Regions from separate parts of the Mus musculus genome. Here region 2 is linked to region 1. A link is a loop called in an ENCODE intact Hi-C map of the cell type or tissue named here. Cell type or tissue: left cerebral cortex. All regions are shown on one strand.

Region 1 (8,000 bases):
TGATCTAACTTTGGCTCTTAGACTCGTGTGGCTTAAGCATCAGTTCCTTCCAAACGCTTGGTTGTAATAAGGTTCCTCGAATGTGCAACACGACAGTGTGCTGCCGTATTTAAGACAGAACGGAGCACATCAGCTTGTAAACTGCACGAGGAGGAGTTACAAATCAGTGCTGCTTTTAGATCAGGCTTCAGGTTGAGCTTTACCTTAAGATTGTCTTCTCCACAGTTAGAAAGTCTGATAACATCATAGCACAAAACCAATGTCTCCAGAAATAGGAATTATTACAGTCTGTGGATAAGGTTGCTTCTTGAGATTTAAATATTTTTACTTGTGCACTGTCTTAACTACTCAATGTGCGAGACAGTTCTAAATTCTAGAATAAATCCATTTCCTACACCTAACAAAATCTGACTCATCACTTCAAAATAAAGTGTCTCCCTTAAGCATGGTTTCCTTATAAAACATGAATACCCATGCAGATAAGACAAACGAGCTAAAACCTTCAGAACTCCTGATCTTGAAGTGTAAAAGTCTTTCCCCTTTACTGTTTGGATAGGGCCAAAGTTCTGTCTAGAGCAGGGAAAAAAAAATTACTGACTGGCAGTGATCAAGATTCCATACTTACCATGGTCCTTTGATAGATGAGCTGAAAAAATTGCTCCAGCTGTGAAAAAATAAGGAGCAAACCACCAATAATTGGTTATTCTTAACTCCTGATAGTAAGAAACTCCTAAATCAGGAATTTAAAATAATTCTTGCTGCTCCAACACCAAATTGATTACTTCCTCCATCCGTAATGTCACCATCAACTGGGTAGGTGGGGATGGGGGGATTGTATTTACTTAGAAATATGCTTTAAAAAATAATCTTAAATTCTGTTATCTAGATAAAATACCTCCACTGTGTTTATGCTATTCCTTTTCAGAAACTTAATTTGATATGTGAGTTTCTGTAAACTGGCTCAAATACACTTTTAAGGAGTTGGTCATTTCAAACCACGTGTCACACTTTCCACTGTGTCAAAATAAGAGCTGAAACTTTTGGCATATATCTTTAAACCATTTTAAAACCAGACTTCTAGTTCAACTGACAATATCAATACTAAATTTGTTGAAAATCAGTAATAATAAAAGGAAAGAACAATGACTTTTCCATTAAACTAAGTTTTTTAAAGGTGGTATTCTTATGCTTCAGTCAGTCCCATGTTGCCAAATGAGATGGAGAAAGGCAACTTGTCAGAAAGATTTCAATGCTTATCAATTTGAACATCTGTAGTAAGTTCAATGCTTTCCAACCATCCAAATGAGGAAATGTGAAAGAAAAATCAAATTAATTTTCCCTTTTCAAATCAACTTCTTGGACCACAACGGCTTACGAATCATTTCTTTCTCTCACAAGATCATCCCAACGAGGATCCATTTCAGTTGTGGCAACTCGAAACAGTGCTTGGAGATGCTCATCCGTCAGTGGCTGGCTCAATGTGTGCTGGTTTCGAGTTAAATATGCAAAAGCCTTATCACAGATCTGGTTACTATCAAATAAGGATGCCACCTTATAGGCAACCCCTTTGATAATTGGGTAAGCTTCACCAGACAGTCCTGCATAAAACTGTCCCAAGTCTTTGACTCTGTACTCATTCCACAGGTCAGTGTTGGCCTGAAGTTTTGTTAGCTCCACTCTTACAGAAATAGGCGCATATTCCGGTTTAAAGCTAAATGGATTTGAGAAAAGTTCTAAGTCCTTTTTAATGAACCTGAGGTCCTTAAAATGTCTCTCAAAATCTTTCTGTAGGCGGGAGATCACCATTTGATACCTGTCAGGATCAAATATTTTTTGATCTTCCTTAAACTGCTGTTTAAGTTCATCAACGATTATACTGAAGGCAGGAAAGTCTGTTAGATTTACTTCCTCCATATGTCTCTGAAGTGAACTCAGCTTACCCTCAAAGGTGCAGATGCGTTCAAAGGCAGCAGCAGCAAAGACTTTACTGATCTGCAGTTCTTCACTGATCTCTCGAAGATAGTCCATAATATCTACCAAGAAACCAAAATCACAAAGCCACTGCTTGTCTGAGAAATGAACTGTTGTTGCCCCCACTGAGACCAAGAACGCCTCGATTTCTTTTCTTAGTGAAAATATTAGTTTTAACGTTTTGCCTCTTCTCAGCCAGTTGTTCAAACACCGTCCGTTAACTCTTTCACCATGCTCTGACTCAGACTCAGTTAGTAGAGGCTGAAACTCCGGTCGCCTAACACCTCTGGTCTTAATCATAACTACCCATTCAGATATGGTATTTATGATCTGATTAATATCAACATCATAAGAACTCAACAGTTCCAAGTGAAGAAATCCCGAATAGTGGATTACGTTCCAACAGTTGGGACTCACGGCCTTCTCTCTCATGTAGGAGACCAGTCCGGAGTTCTCGCCGATCATCCTTAAAGTGTGGGTCGTGGTCAGTCCAACCATTCGCTGTAAGCTGAGCCCTGCTGTCTGCAGGGCTTCCAGAATTGCCGACATGAGAGCCCCAACACTGAAGTGATGAGTCAGGTTGATAATCGTCAGAAGATCTTCTTGCACCTCCAGGTCGCGGCCGACGCCACGGATGAAGACCAGCAGGTAGTTCTCATAGGCCACAAAAGCCTGGTCATCCAAAGCAAGGGAATAGGCCTTAAAGTCCCTGGCTCGGTTAAACAGCTGGCTGCGGAGGTTGCTGTCAATGCTCAGAATCCTCTGCCGTGTGATCTCTGGAGACAAGTCAATGCCTTCCAGGACGCCGACGTGATCCGGCAGCACCTCTCTCAGCAACACCTCCATGCACTGGTGTACGAAGTCACCCTCACCCCAGCCGCGACCCTTCAAGGCCAAGAAGCGGCAGAGGCCGAGGCCTGCCCGGGTCGCTCTCTCCTCCGGAGTGAGCACGGCGGCCAAAGACATGTCACCCTGCCGCAGACGCTCGACCAGGGCCGCGCGTTCCTCGTCCCCTACAAACCGCTCGTAGAATTCGTGCTCGGCCTCGTAGTGGCGCCTCACGTCGCGTTCCCGAGTAGAGGCGACCAGGCGGCGACACACCAGGCACAGGGCCCCGTCACCCTCCGCAGGCTCCACCACCAGGTATCGCTGGGTCCACTCGGGCCGGAACACCAGAGCCTCGTCGACTTCCATCCTAATCCTCTTGGGCGTCATCCACATTCTGCGGAGGCCACAGGAGAACGCCGAGCTCTGAGGCCGCAGCAAACGGGGAGGAGCCCGACGAACGCCAAGCACCCCCTGGGTTCTGCGCCAGATCACCCGAGCAGGGGTGCACCAGCCTCCGCCAGGGCACCTCCGTTCCTATTGGCTGGAGATTTCGTATTCCCTCAGCTCTCAGAAATGAGCCAATAGGAAGAGCGGACCGTGAACTTTGACGCGCAAGCGCGTTGCCTTCTAGCCTGGTGTCGGGCCGCTGTTTAGAGCGGGACAGAGATCCCAGGAACTGACGTGTAAAAGCGCTTGACTGGCATTCATGCTGCCCAATCAGCACTTGCCGCTGGGAAGACGGCGCAGGACTGCAGTCGGCCGAAGCTGAAGGAAGAACTTGAGCGTGAGGAGCTCGAGTGATTGGCTGACTGGGAACTCGGGCGCCAATATGGCGTTTGTAGCAGGAGTTATTCGGCGTCTGGACGAGACGGTAGTGAACCGCATAGCGGCGGGGGAAGTCATTCAGCGGCCGGCCAATGCTATCAAAGAGATGATAGAAAACTGGTACGGAGGGAGCGGAGCCGAGTTCCCCGACTGAGAGCCGGGGCGGGCCGACCCACCTGCTGCAGTCGGCCACCGTGCGGGGCACCGAGCACGGGGACCGTGGGGGCATCGGGCACAGGGACCCTGCGCGTGCCAGGCTGGTTTCCCATTATGCACACGGCCGAAGGTCCTCACGACTTGCGCGAGACCTGTTTGGGTCGCAAGTAGGGGAAGCACGCGTGGTATTGGTTTAATGGTATCTTCCTGGAGTATGCGGCTCGCCGCCACGTTACATACAACGAAGATGCGCGGCTGACGATGTGTGAATGTGTAAGGGTGGAAGAGAAACAGTCTTCAGAGTGTGCCATTTTAGGTTTATCATTCATTCCCGGAATAATCCCTACACATCCAAGGCACAGTTTCTTCTGAGTTTTATTCAGACGTATCAGGACATGGGGCTTTTTTTCTGACTCTCCTCTTGTCAAATTAGTGAGTGACCCTAGTCTGAGACTTAGACCTGCATCTGAGACTTAGACCCGTCAGGTTGTGGAGGGGAGAAGTTAAACGTGTACTGTTTAACCTTTAATAGGCACAGTGAATAGTATACCCCAAAGTAGACACACCACCAAATAAGTTCAAAAAGGACACTGTGTACATAAGGACTTTGTGTTAATATCAGTTGATGGTTGTGAAAGCCAAAGAAGACAAATGTTCAGAAGTGCACTGAAAAGACAAAGCATTCAGAACGATGACACTGAGATAAATGACCTCAGGCCCTCTTTGGGGTCCAAAGACCTTTATGCAGGAGTCACCTAAGACCATCGTGAAATTCTGATATTTACATTACAATTCAGAGCAATAGCAAAATTGCAGTTATGAAGTAGCAACAAAATAATTTTATAGTTAAGAGTCACCACAATGTAACAATGGGTCCCAGTTTTAAGAAGGTTGAGAACCACTGCCACAGGGAGGAAAGGAAACTGAAGAGATAACCAGAGGAAGGAGCAGGGAGCCCTCGGACATTTGATTTGGTGTCAATAGGCTGCCCTAGGATAGGTTTTGCTTTTACTGTGTTAGGATGACCTGGAGAACTTGTTCACTTAATTGTACTATGCCTGAATCACCTACAATAAAAAACTAAGCTTAAAAGTAGCATAGCAACGCATGCAAGCAGAGATTATGCACAGATCCTACTTAAATATTTAAGTCGAGGTTTTTGATACAGAGGTGCTAAGAAAAGTTTATTACTTAAGTAACTTACTGGCTTCTTGTTTTTAAAAAAGGCATTTTCCTGAGAGGAGTTGAAAGCTTCCATTTTTCATGTAGCCCCAGGTCAAATTTGTTTCCTGTGGTAGATATTCTATGAGCATAGGCTGCTCTGAAAATACAAGAGTTTCATTCTTTTAAAGATATTTTCCTCTTTTTAATTTAGTTTATTTTGTTTACTTATTTGTGTGATAGGGATTGTGTGTACAACACACTTGTGAAGGTCAGAGGACAACTTTGATTCTCTCCTTCCATCATGTGGGTCCCAGGGATTGAACTCAGGTCCTTGGTTGGTGCCAGGTGCTTTCGCCCACTCAGACATTTTGTAGTCCCTATTAGCATCTTCTTTCATTTTAAATTTTCATTTTATTTGTGGGGATGTTTTACCTGCATGTATGTCTCTGCACCATGTACATCGATTGCTCTCAGAGACCAGAGAGGGAGTCAGGTCCTCTGTAGCTGGAGCTACAGCTACCATGTGGATGCTAGGAATGAACTCTGGAAGAGCAGCCAGGACTCTTAATGGCTAAGCCATCTCTCCAGGTTCCAGCTCCTTAAGTCTCTTAAAGAAATTTCTGCATGGCAGTTTTTCTTTGCTTCATCATGAATGTGTTGAGGAAAACTGCATTTTTAAATGATGTTTATTAGAGTCACTTAGAAACCAGAGACTGATTAGAGTTGTTATAACAGTAAACGTAGTTGAAATGAGAGTAAGAGACACTTGTGCTGAAAGGACTGCCCTACAGGGACAGAAATGTGCTCTGTCCTTGCCACTTACGCAGGGTGTACATTCATACAGTACCCACATTGAGCTTGTAAGACAGAGAAAGCATGCAAGTCAAACACTGTGTTTGTTTGAAATTTGATGTTACAGTATATGCATCAGAGTAGTTGATATTACAATATGTGCATCAGAGTAGATGATATTACAGTATGTGCATCAGAGTGGTTGATATCACAGTATGTTCATCAGAGTGGTTGATATCACAGTATGTGCATCACAGTGGTTGATATCACAGTATGTGCATCACAGTGGTTGATATCACAGTATGTGCATCACAGTGGTTGATATTACAGTATGTGCATCACAGTGGTTGATATCACAGTATGTGCATCACAGTGGTTGATATCACAGTATGTGCATCACAGTGGTTGATATCACAGTATGTGCATCAGAGTGGTTGATATCACAGTATGTGCATCAGAGTGGTTGATATCACAGTATGTGCATCACAGTGGTTGATATCACAGTATGTGCATCACAGTGGTTGATATCACAGTATGTGCATCACAGTGGTTGATATCACAGTATGTGCATCAGAGTGGTTGATATCACAGTATGTGCATCACAGTGGTTGATATCACAGTATGTGCATCACAGTGGTTGATATCACAGTATGTGCATCACAGTGGTTGATATCACAGTATGTGCATCACAGTGGTTGATATCACAGTATGTGCATCACAGTGGTTGATATCACAGTATGTGCATCACAGTGGTTGATATCACAGTATGTGCATCACAGTGGTTGATATCACAGTATGTGCATCACAGTGGTTGATATCACAGTATGTGCATCACAGTGGTTGATATCACAGTATGTGCATCACAGTGGTTGATATCACAGTATGTGCATCACAGTGGTTGATATCACAGTATGTGCATCACAGTGGTTGATATCACAGTATGTGCATCACAGTGGTTGATATCACAGTATGTGCATCACAGTGGTTGATATTACAGTATGTGCATCACAGTGGTTGATATCACAGTATGTGCATCAGAGTGGTTGATATTACAATATGTGCATCAGAGTAGTTGCAACTGACCAAATTTTTTTCTCTGATTTGCCAGTTTAGATGCAAAATCTACAAATATTCAAGTGGTTGTTAAGGAAGGTGGCCTGAAGCTAATTCAGATCCAAGACAATGGCACTGGAATCAGGGTAAGCGAGGCCTGGGGGAGCCAGTTTTATGTGCTTCATGTCAAACCTCTAGCAAAGTGCAGGATCTCTTCCCAGCCTGGAGACTAGTCTTTTTCAGAAGGTATTTTAGATCAAAGGCTTGAACACTTCCCAATGATTAGTATTAAATTTCTATGTATATTGAACACTGTTCAAGGGATATGGTAGCGAACAAAATGGACAAAAATCCTTTGTTTTCTGATAAGTGTTTTCTGTCATATCCTTTGTTTTCTGATAAGTGTTTTCTGTCATAGTAGTGGGAATCAGGAAAAAATGAATAGTATGCCAGGTGCCATGAAGTACTGTACAGAAAACAGAAGCTGGGAGGAAGACCAGACCAGAGAGTGGCAGAGGATGTGACGTCCATTTATTGGTCATTCAGGAGGGCTTTAATATGGGTGCAAAACTTATGGAGAAAACGAAAGGACATCAAGGAGCAGGTTATAAAAGTGTTAAAAGGGTGAGTGTCTTAGGCAAAAAGAATAATAAGGACAAAATCATGAAGTAGGAGCATGCTTGAACTTGATGGGCCAGCAGGGAAGCCAGTGTATCTACAGCATGTTGAACAAGACCAGGGTAGTAAGACATGAAGGCCTACGAGAAAACGTTCTGGGCGTAGTAAAACGGGTGGTATTTTTGGCCACTGTGGTGGGATATAACTCAGTGATTGTAAGCAAAACAGTACATGATATGGTGGTGAGTTTTATTTAAAGCCTTTGAGTGGGCCTGGAGAGATAGCTCAGTGGATAAGAGCACTTACTGCACTTGGGGAGGAGCCATGTTCTGTTCTCAGTACCCATAGCAAGTGTCTGACGACAACTAGAACTCCAGTTTCAAGGGCTCAAATGGCCTCTGAGGGCACGTCATGTGTATGGTACTCATCCAGTCAGACACACACATACACATAAAACTAAAATTAAAAATGTTAAAATGACCTTTGCAAACGAGTTGCTGAAGGACAGCATAGAGACAGTTAGGAAGAAGACTCTTGTAGGAACCCAGGAGTGAGATGACAGTGCCTTGGGCCAGTTTGATGTATTTGAGATA
Region 2 (8,000 bases), 150 kb after region 1:
TTTCAAAAGGACAAAGGCTCCTGAATGTCCCCCTGGTCATGAGTCACCTACAGAACTTCACATTAAATTCTAAACCTCCCTTATTCTGCTTACTAACTCTTTGCAGAATAAAGTCTAAATCTATATACCTACTTCCTGCTTTGACAAAGGACTCCACCAACAGTGCTCTGGATTGCAAAAGGGTTTCTGGCTCTCGGGTTCTATCATTCACTCTACTTAAAGTAGGATATGGATGATAAAGAAGAAACTCTGGGCCATTTCTTTCTCTTCTGACTAATATCAGTTAACTTTAGCAGGGCAAAAATGAAAGCTATATACAAGTTGTTTCTTATTATTTTTGTTGATGGTGGTGGTTTCGTTTGTTTTTGTTTTTGTTTTTTGTTTGTTTTTGTATGTAACCCTAATAGGCCTAGAAGTGGCTATATGGACCAGGCTGGCCCTGAATTCACAGAGATCTGCCTTTGCCTCCCAAGTGCTGAATTAAAGGTGTGTGCCACCACACCCAGCTATATAAGTTTTTAATTAACAGAAAATTTAAACTCTGAGACAAACCTACAGCTGCGGCCATCTTACCGAATGCCAGTGGTTTATGTCTGTCAGCGCCAGTCTTCAACTACAGCATTGACATTTACCAATGCAATCATTAACACTGCAAAATGTCTTAAATCAACTTATAAAACACAGTTGCAATTTGATTTGAGACACAGCCTCACTACATGCTGTATAGACCACAGTAGCCTCACACTCTGTCCCCTGGCTTAAACCCCCAGGTGTTGACAACAGGCAGTGACATGGAGTCACCTAGTTCACAATGCTTTTTAAAAGGAAGTGATGGGTAAAGAACATAAAATTTTTTAATTCTTCCTCCTCCTGTGCCTGAGAAAACATTACCTTCTACTATAAAATAAAGTCTAATATAAAACAAATTTTTCATGTTCATAATCTAAGTGCCAACTTCACAGTCATACACCAGAGCTGTACTCCACAGATGGAACTATAAATGGTCAAGCACTTGCTTAAAAGTCTTTCTTATAGCGCTGTATACAAAAGACTAATAATGACCTAATGTTTACTAACATGGAATTAGTAAAAGTATGGAAAATGAATAAATCCAGTCTTTTTAAAATGAGACTGGAGTGGATGCTAATACAGAAACATATCTCAGATGCATCACGGGTAAAAGGCACCTGTAAACACATGCAACTGTACATGCTACTGAGAGCAGGAGGAGGGAAATACATGAAAACCATTAACTATGGTGGCCTGGCCCGGGGAGTAGGGTTATGGGACGGTAAGAAGCTTGTGCAGAAAGGAAAGGGCTTTTCCTCGTATGACCATTGCTTTTACGTGTTTTACAAATCTTTAAAAGTGGCACAAACGCCACTGAGCTCTCTGTCTATGGATGTCATTTCTTCCCAAGTGTCTATTTACCTATTTCTTTTCCAACCCCTAGACTAAAAGAAGACCATACCCAGATATCGAGCCTCAGTGACTGTCCAAGAACTGGCATTCTCACAGGATAAGCCCAGCTTTACAATGTATAAGTTTAGCCTAGTGTGTAACTGCTTTAAGTCTAGACTAACTTTCCGCTGACCAGAAAGCTTGAAAGGTTAAAGTGCAATGCCAAGCACTCCGTTTCCAAGACAGTCTTGTCTTCTATTAGCTTTAAAGGGAAAGAATGGGGAAAGGGACAAAGACATTTTACTCATAAGGTAAACTCTGCTCAATTCCTTTCCTGCTGAAGTTTTAAAAGCTGGGCTTTGAATAGGGGTCAGAGTCTAGTGTTTATTTGCAAACATAAGGGCTAAGGAGTATGGCTTCCCAGGTAAGGATCACGTCCACCACTCAGACTCTCCAGAGGGAAAGCAACTGCCTAAGAGAAAAGCTGCCAACGGGATTGTTTAGTCGGCACAGCAGACAGCAGTCCTTGAATAAGGACAGAAGAATTTTACTGCCTTTTAGCTAATCCTCAACAGAGCTCCCACCACGTCAGAAGGACAATCATCCCCACCCCACCATCACGTCACCAAATCTGTCCCTTTTCATACAAGGAGCAGGGTAAGATTCACAGAGATCTTTGCAAGAAATCACTTTTCTGTCCTAAGTTAGCAACAACAACAACAACAACAACGACAAATTGGTTTTGTGTTGCCAAATATGCTTCCTATCTCTTTTCCCTTCATTCTGAAGATGCTTAAATCCTAACCTAAGAAGATTTCCCTGACGTATTTGTGCGTCAAGACTATCTCCAATGAAGGTTTTCACAGGGGATTTTCCAAAAGGGAATCTCTGTTAACAAGAACAGAATCATCATCCTATCAGCTGGACAGAAATAAAAAGCAACATTGGAGAACACTCTGAATTTAAGTATCGATATCCAAAGGGAGAAAGATGCCAAAAAGTTAGTCAAAGAATCAAAGGGACGTCTGTCTTAAGTTAACACCAATACATTTGGTATTATCTTCCAACTAGTCAATAGGACTTCTAAACTGTCAATCAAGGTAAAATAATCAGGACTCTACAAAGAAAAGAAAAGAAAAAAAAACTGGAAAGAAAGCAAGGTTGTCCCTATAAAGAACTCTGGGATCCAAAGTTTTTTTGCATCTCATTTTGAAAGACTAAAATGATCAAATGACATTGCAGCACTAAAAAGTTACTTCAAGTTTGAAATTAGTCAATTCTAAAAATACACCAAAACTTCAACACAATTCCTTCCAGAACAGAAGTTAATATAGTCTCATTCAGCATCTTTAAGGATAGGATGGCAAAGTGCTGCAGCTTCCCACTCAAAAAGCTATTTTATATAGTACACAGTACTATTTCCTACCTCAGTGGTGGTAGCTCTCCTTCCCAATGACATTTACTTGGCTTCTAAATCCCTTCATTTGTCTTCCCACATCTGGTAAAAAAAAAAAGGGGGGGGGGACTTAAAAATCACAGCAGTCCAACAAAGTATTACAAAACAAAACATTATACAAATTTTAACGTTTGATTTCCATGCCATAGTGCATGACAATCACCACCCAGCAACAAACAGAACCAAACATTATACATCACTCGCTATAAAAAAAAAGAGTACAATTATCTAATTAAACGGGCAGAAAAGGTCTGGCTTTCCTCTATTTCAATGGGAAGATCCCGATCTACGAGTCAGAGTGTGACCTCACTTCCGACGTGAATCACACTTTCCGAAGTTCTTACTCGGCATGAGTGTATTAAATACGAGGTCATAGGATCCCTGTAGTTGTTAAACAGAGCATGATGTTGGTTAATCGGGGCTAACTCTGCAAGACATTGAAGCTACGGTAAACTTGGCCAACTAACTCTTACTGCAACACACATTCTTCAGCAATTGCAGCTTTTCACACCTACTGGGGAGAAAAAGTCCAACACTGATTAAGAATGTATCTGTCGATACCCTGACTGCACCTCTTCTCGCTGCGATAACACAACACGAATAGCAGTCACTGTTATCCTTACAGAGTTTTCAGTCAATCAAGCTACTGTAGAAAAACCGTGGCAAAAATGCTGAGTCACTAAATGGGAAAAGCAAAAGGGGCTACAAATACTGAAAGTTTGGGATACCCTTTAGCCACGTTTCTACGTTATATTTGTATGTCTCGAGGTGGGGAACATAATACACAAAGCAAACGCTTGAACTTTTCTCCTCTGGGTTCTCTTATGTCCCTTGCTTCCTGCTGGATATCCACAGCAAAGGGAAACCAGGCCTGACTGGAGCTATGAAACTCCACAATGTGGGTGTAAATAACGCCCGCTGTTAGTCAAGCATTAACCCTGACCGTCCTGCCCTGAGCCTGGTAAGCCCGCGCGCTTCAGTTCAGATCAAGAAGGAAGCAGGAGAGGGGGGAATCTCACTCAAAAAGCTACGCCCTCCACCGGCCTGACACCGTTCCCGGGGCGGCCCCTCCCGGGACAGACTGAGGACAGAGTCTGCGGGAGTGTGGCGCCGGGAGCAACGGGAGCTGGAGCACCCAGCTGTCCCAAGTGATGCCCGGTCCAAGGGGCGTAACCCCTTCTTCCCCCGCGGGGGGCGGGCGAAGCGGGAGCAGGGGACCCGCCGGGCGACCCCAGCCCGGAGCCGCCACTGGGCAGCGCCTGGAGACAGCCGGGTCCGCCGCCTGCCCTTACCTGCGTGTGGCGCGGGATGAGGCTGCGGCGCCGCCCGGAAGGGCCGGAGCGGCCGCCCGGGAGCCGGGAGAGGAGAGCGCCGGCCACACTCTGCACCCCCCCGCACCGTCCACCCCGCGGGCCGCAGGGAGACAAAAAGAAGGGCTCCTCGCGCCGCGGCCGGTCGTGGAGTCACACTGAGCGCGCCCTTCGCCCCGCGGCCGACACAGCGAACGCGACCCGGGACGAGCCGCAGCCCGAGCAGCGGCTGCAGCTGCGGCGGTGGCGGGGCAGAGGGGCGGGGCCACCGGCCGGCGACCCGCTCACCCGGAAGTACTTGTGGCAGGCGGCGGGGTAGCGGACGCGCGCGGCTCGGAGGCTACTGGCTGGACCGCGGAGCGCAGGGCTCGCGGGTGACGGGGAGGGAGACACGCTCGACACGCACTGGCTCAAGCCGGGCCTGGTCCCGAGCGTTGGTATCTGAGCGTTTCGTAACCGTACTTAGCCAGGTGGCCTCAAAGCGGTCTGGTGGGAGGTTTTGGGTGAGTGAGGCACCTGGCGCGCAGTCTGTGGGAAAGGATGTGGAGGGTGGGTGTGGCTGAACGAAATGAAAATACCTGTTTTTAAAGAGATTTCCACCTGAGGCTGTAGCGCAGGTAATAGGGTGCTTACTTAGCATATCTGTAACCTTGGGTGCCATTCCCAGCATAAAATCAGGTATGATGCTATACACCTGTTGTCCCGGGTACCCTGGAACCTGTGGCAGGGCAAAGGAGTTTGAATTATCACAGTGAGACCTGTACACATCACACACACGCGCGCACACACACAAACACACAGACCCAAATCGTAGGCATGTTCTTCAATCCCAAAAGTATCTGGGGAAGGCCCTCACGTTCAAAGTTCCAGGCACCGGAAGCCCTGATCATGCTCTCGGGGAAACTTGCCTTCTAATTGAGTAGATGAACTTGATCAGATAAACAAGGTAATGACAGATTGTCGTGAACTCAGCGGCAAGCAATGATGAGAACATTTTGAGGGTGAGGCCTCTGGCTGGAGAAGATGGTGAGAGAAGACCTCTGGCAGGAAGTGATAGCCGAGCAGGTATCTGGGGGAAAGGGCACAAAATGGTCTTAGGCACGACCTCCCATCTGCAAAAACTGCAGATTTCAGAAGCCCACGAATAAGCCCACGGATGACATGTTTGGATTTTGTCTGATGGCTTCTAAAAGGACTTTCAGAGCTGCCCGTATCCACTGAGATATCAAAGGCTTGATTAACCTTTCATGTTCACGGGGCTGCCACTGTGGGATCAATCAATCCTGGAGGTTCAGCACACAGAGAAAAGTGTGCTGAGAGAAACTGTGTGTCTGTCTGTCTGTCTACAATTGGCTCACAGACAGCAACTTTGGGTGGTATTTCCCTGGAGTCATGCTCCTTGGTTTTTTAAAGACATTATTAAATCTCACATAGACCTGGAATTTACCAGGTCGGCAAAGCTAGCAGCCACTCCAGTGCTGGGGTCACAGGCAAGCGCCACCACACCTAGCTCTCTTTCATTGTAAAAATAGGCGTTAACACTAGTGTTGTGAAGCAGCTTTAGAAGTTCGCTGTTACTTCTCCTTCATATTTTGCCACCTATTTGGCAACTGAAAACAAAAACGACTCCTCTTGTTGAAAGAGTCTATAATAAACGATTCGAAAGAATGTTGTAGACTGACACTCTTTGTCACAGCGAGGAGTCCCTGACTCAGGCTGTAACCCTGAATTACGTGGTAGGCAGTCGTTCTCGGCACATTAAGTCTCTCTTTCTGCCAAAAATATCTGTTCCCAGATCTTTATGGAATATTCTGACATGTGAATGCCCCAGGTCTGTGTGGGCTGGCTGCTCCACAGATATATTAATAGATGAAGGAAAATTTTGCAAATGTTTATACTTTTTGGAAAGTGTGATGGCTGGATCCATACATATTTATTCTTTCCACAGCAAATCTTTCATAGTTTTCTTAGATAATGCCAAGAAATAAAGTGCTTCCTTTTTTAATAACAAATATTCATTGCTGATTTTACTTGCCTGCATCAGATATTGTATTTTTTATTTCAACTACCAGAATCTGTGAAAGTGGATATATTTTTAACATGAATGTCTCTGATATTAATGACAATAATGTGTTTTTCATGTTTCTCTTGTCTTTTCATATTTTTAGATGGAACTATCTTGGCAAAAGCTGGACAATGTTCCTTTATTTGAAACACATATCTGGAAACATCATTAGTTCAGACATTAAAAATAAACTACTAGGAGTTGTGTGAGCAAGTCAGTCAAAATTTCAGCATGGCTGGCAAAGGGACTCCTGAGGCGCCAGCCATAACTCGGGAGCTATGGAGAGTTGAGAGCTGCTGAAGAAATGAAAGTCACTTTCTTTGTGGATGTGGTTGAACCCCAGTGGGTGGCCTCACACCCACATACATGTGGCCAACAACAACTAGACTCAGGGGCTGAACAGATGGGTCAGTGGTTAAGGACACACTGCTCTTTCCAAGGACCCAAGTTTGACTCCCAGCACCAACGTTGAGTGCCTCACAACTCTGTAACTCCAGCTCCAGGGAAATCTCCCATTTCTGTCCTCGTCTGTGTTACTTGTATACAATTCACACGGACATATACATATATACACATATACACATATATACATAACTAAAAATGATTTAAAAAAGCCAGGCGTGGTGGTGCATACCTTTAATCCCAGCACTTAGGAGGCACAGGCAGGCGGATTTCTGAGTTCGAGGCCAGCCCGGCCTATAGAGTGAGTTCCAGGACAGCCAGGGCTACACAGAGAAACCCTGTCTTGAAAAACAAAAAACAAAAAAAAAAAAATAATCTTAAAAATAATAATTGGTCAAGACTATTGTGATGGTTTTTATATCCTTGGACCAGGGAGTGGCACCATCTGAAGGTGTGTTGGAATAGGTGTGACCTGGTTGGAATGGGTGTGTCACTGTGGGTGTGGGTATAAGATCCTCACCTTAGTTGCCTGGAAGTCAGTCTTCCACTAGCAGCCTTTGGATGAATACATAGAACTCTCAGCTCCTCCTGCGCCATGCCTGCCTGGATACTGCCATGTTCCCACCTTGATAATGGTCTGAACCTCTGAACCTGTAAGCCAGCCCCAATTAAATGTTTTTTTTTTCAATAAGACTTGCCGCTGGTGAGATGGCTCAGTGGGTAAGAGCACCCAACTGTTCTTCCGAAGGTCGGGAGTTCAAATCCCAGCAACCACGTGGTGGCTCACAACCATCTATAACAAGATCTGACTCCGTCTTCTGGAGTGTCTGAAGACAGCTACAGTGTACTTACATATAATAAATAAATAAATAAATCTTAAAAAAAAAAAGACTTGTCTTGGTCATGGTGTCTGTTCACAGGAGCAAAACCCTAAGACAGAAGCTGGTACCAGAAGTGGGGTGGAGTATTGCTGTGATAGGTCTGACCATGCTTTTATTTGAAAGAATGTGGATTTTGGGACTTTGGATTTGGAAAGCAGTGGAATGCTTTAAATGGGGCTTAATTGGTCATCCTAGAAGGAATATGGAAGACTTTGTTGCTGGGAGTAATTTGAATTGTGTTGACCTGGCCCAAGAGATTTCAAAGGAGAAGAATTTCAGAATGTGACATAACGACTGTTTTTGTGGTATTTTGGTGAAGACTGGCTACTTTTTGCCCTTGTCTGAAATGTCTGCCTGAGGCTAAGGTGAAGAGACTCAGATTAATTGCATTGACAAAGGAAGTTTCAAAAAGCCCAGCAGAGACTTTGTTCTCTGGTTAAATCTTATGAAGAGAAGTTTGAACAAGCATAGTAAGCTTAGAAAGG

The links. A loop is a pair of places that touch in the nucleus more often than their neighbours do. Peaks named below come from ENCODE experiments on the same cell type or tissue, not always from the same donor. Only the 100,000 strongest peaks of a DNase experiment are listed, where the experiment ranks them.
Region 2: a loop joins it to region 1, with 2.4 times the contacts of the local background. A loop is called at or near these places in 3 of 42 quality-filtered maps.

What each region holds. Positions count from the first base shown.
Region 1 is chr9:111,267,153-111,275,152 of GRCm38, reverse strand. It overlaps Mlh1 (mutL homolog 1), which reads left to right and starts at 3,545. Exons shown (of 19, transcript NM_026810.2): 1 at 3,545-3,744; 2 at 6,845-6,935. The coding sequence starts at 3,629. Epm2aip1 (EPM2A (laforin) interacting protein 1) reads right to left here and starts at 3,308. Exons shown (of 1, transcript NM_175266.4): 1 at 1-3,308. The coding sequence starts at 3,192. The coding sequence ends at 1,372. In left cerebral cortex, no CTCF peak of the experiment used is centred here; a DNase peak (open chromatin) is centred at 3,430; H3K4me3 peaks cover 4,416 bases; H3K27ac peaks cover 1,441 bases.
Region 2 is chr9:111,114,539-111,122,538 of GRCm38, reverse strand. Lrrfip2 (leucine rich repeat (in FLII) interacting protein 2) reads right to left here and starts at 4,415. Exons shown (of 15, transcript NM_001374664.1): 1 at 4,150-4,415; 2 at 2,828-2,899. In left cerebral cortex, a CTCF peak has its summit at 3,928; DNase peaks (open chromatin) are centred at 3,228, 3,483, 3,922, 4,495 and 1 more place; H3K4me3 peaks cover 2,125 bases; H3K27ac peaks cover 1,629 bases.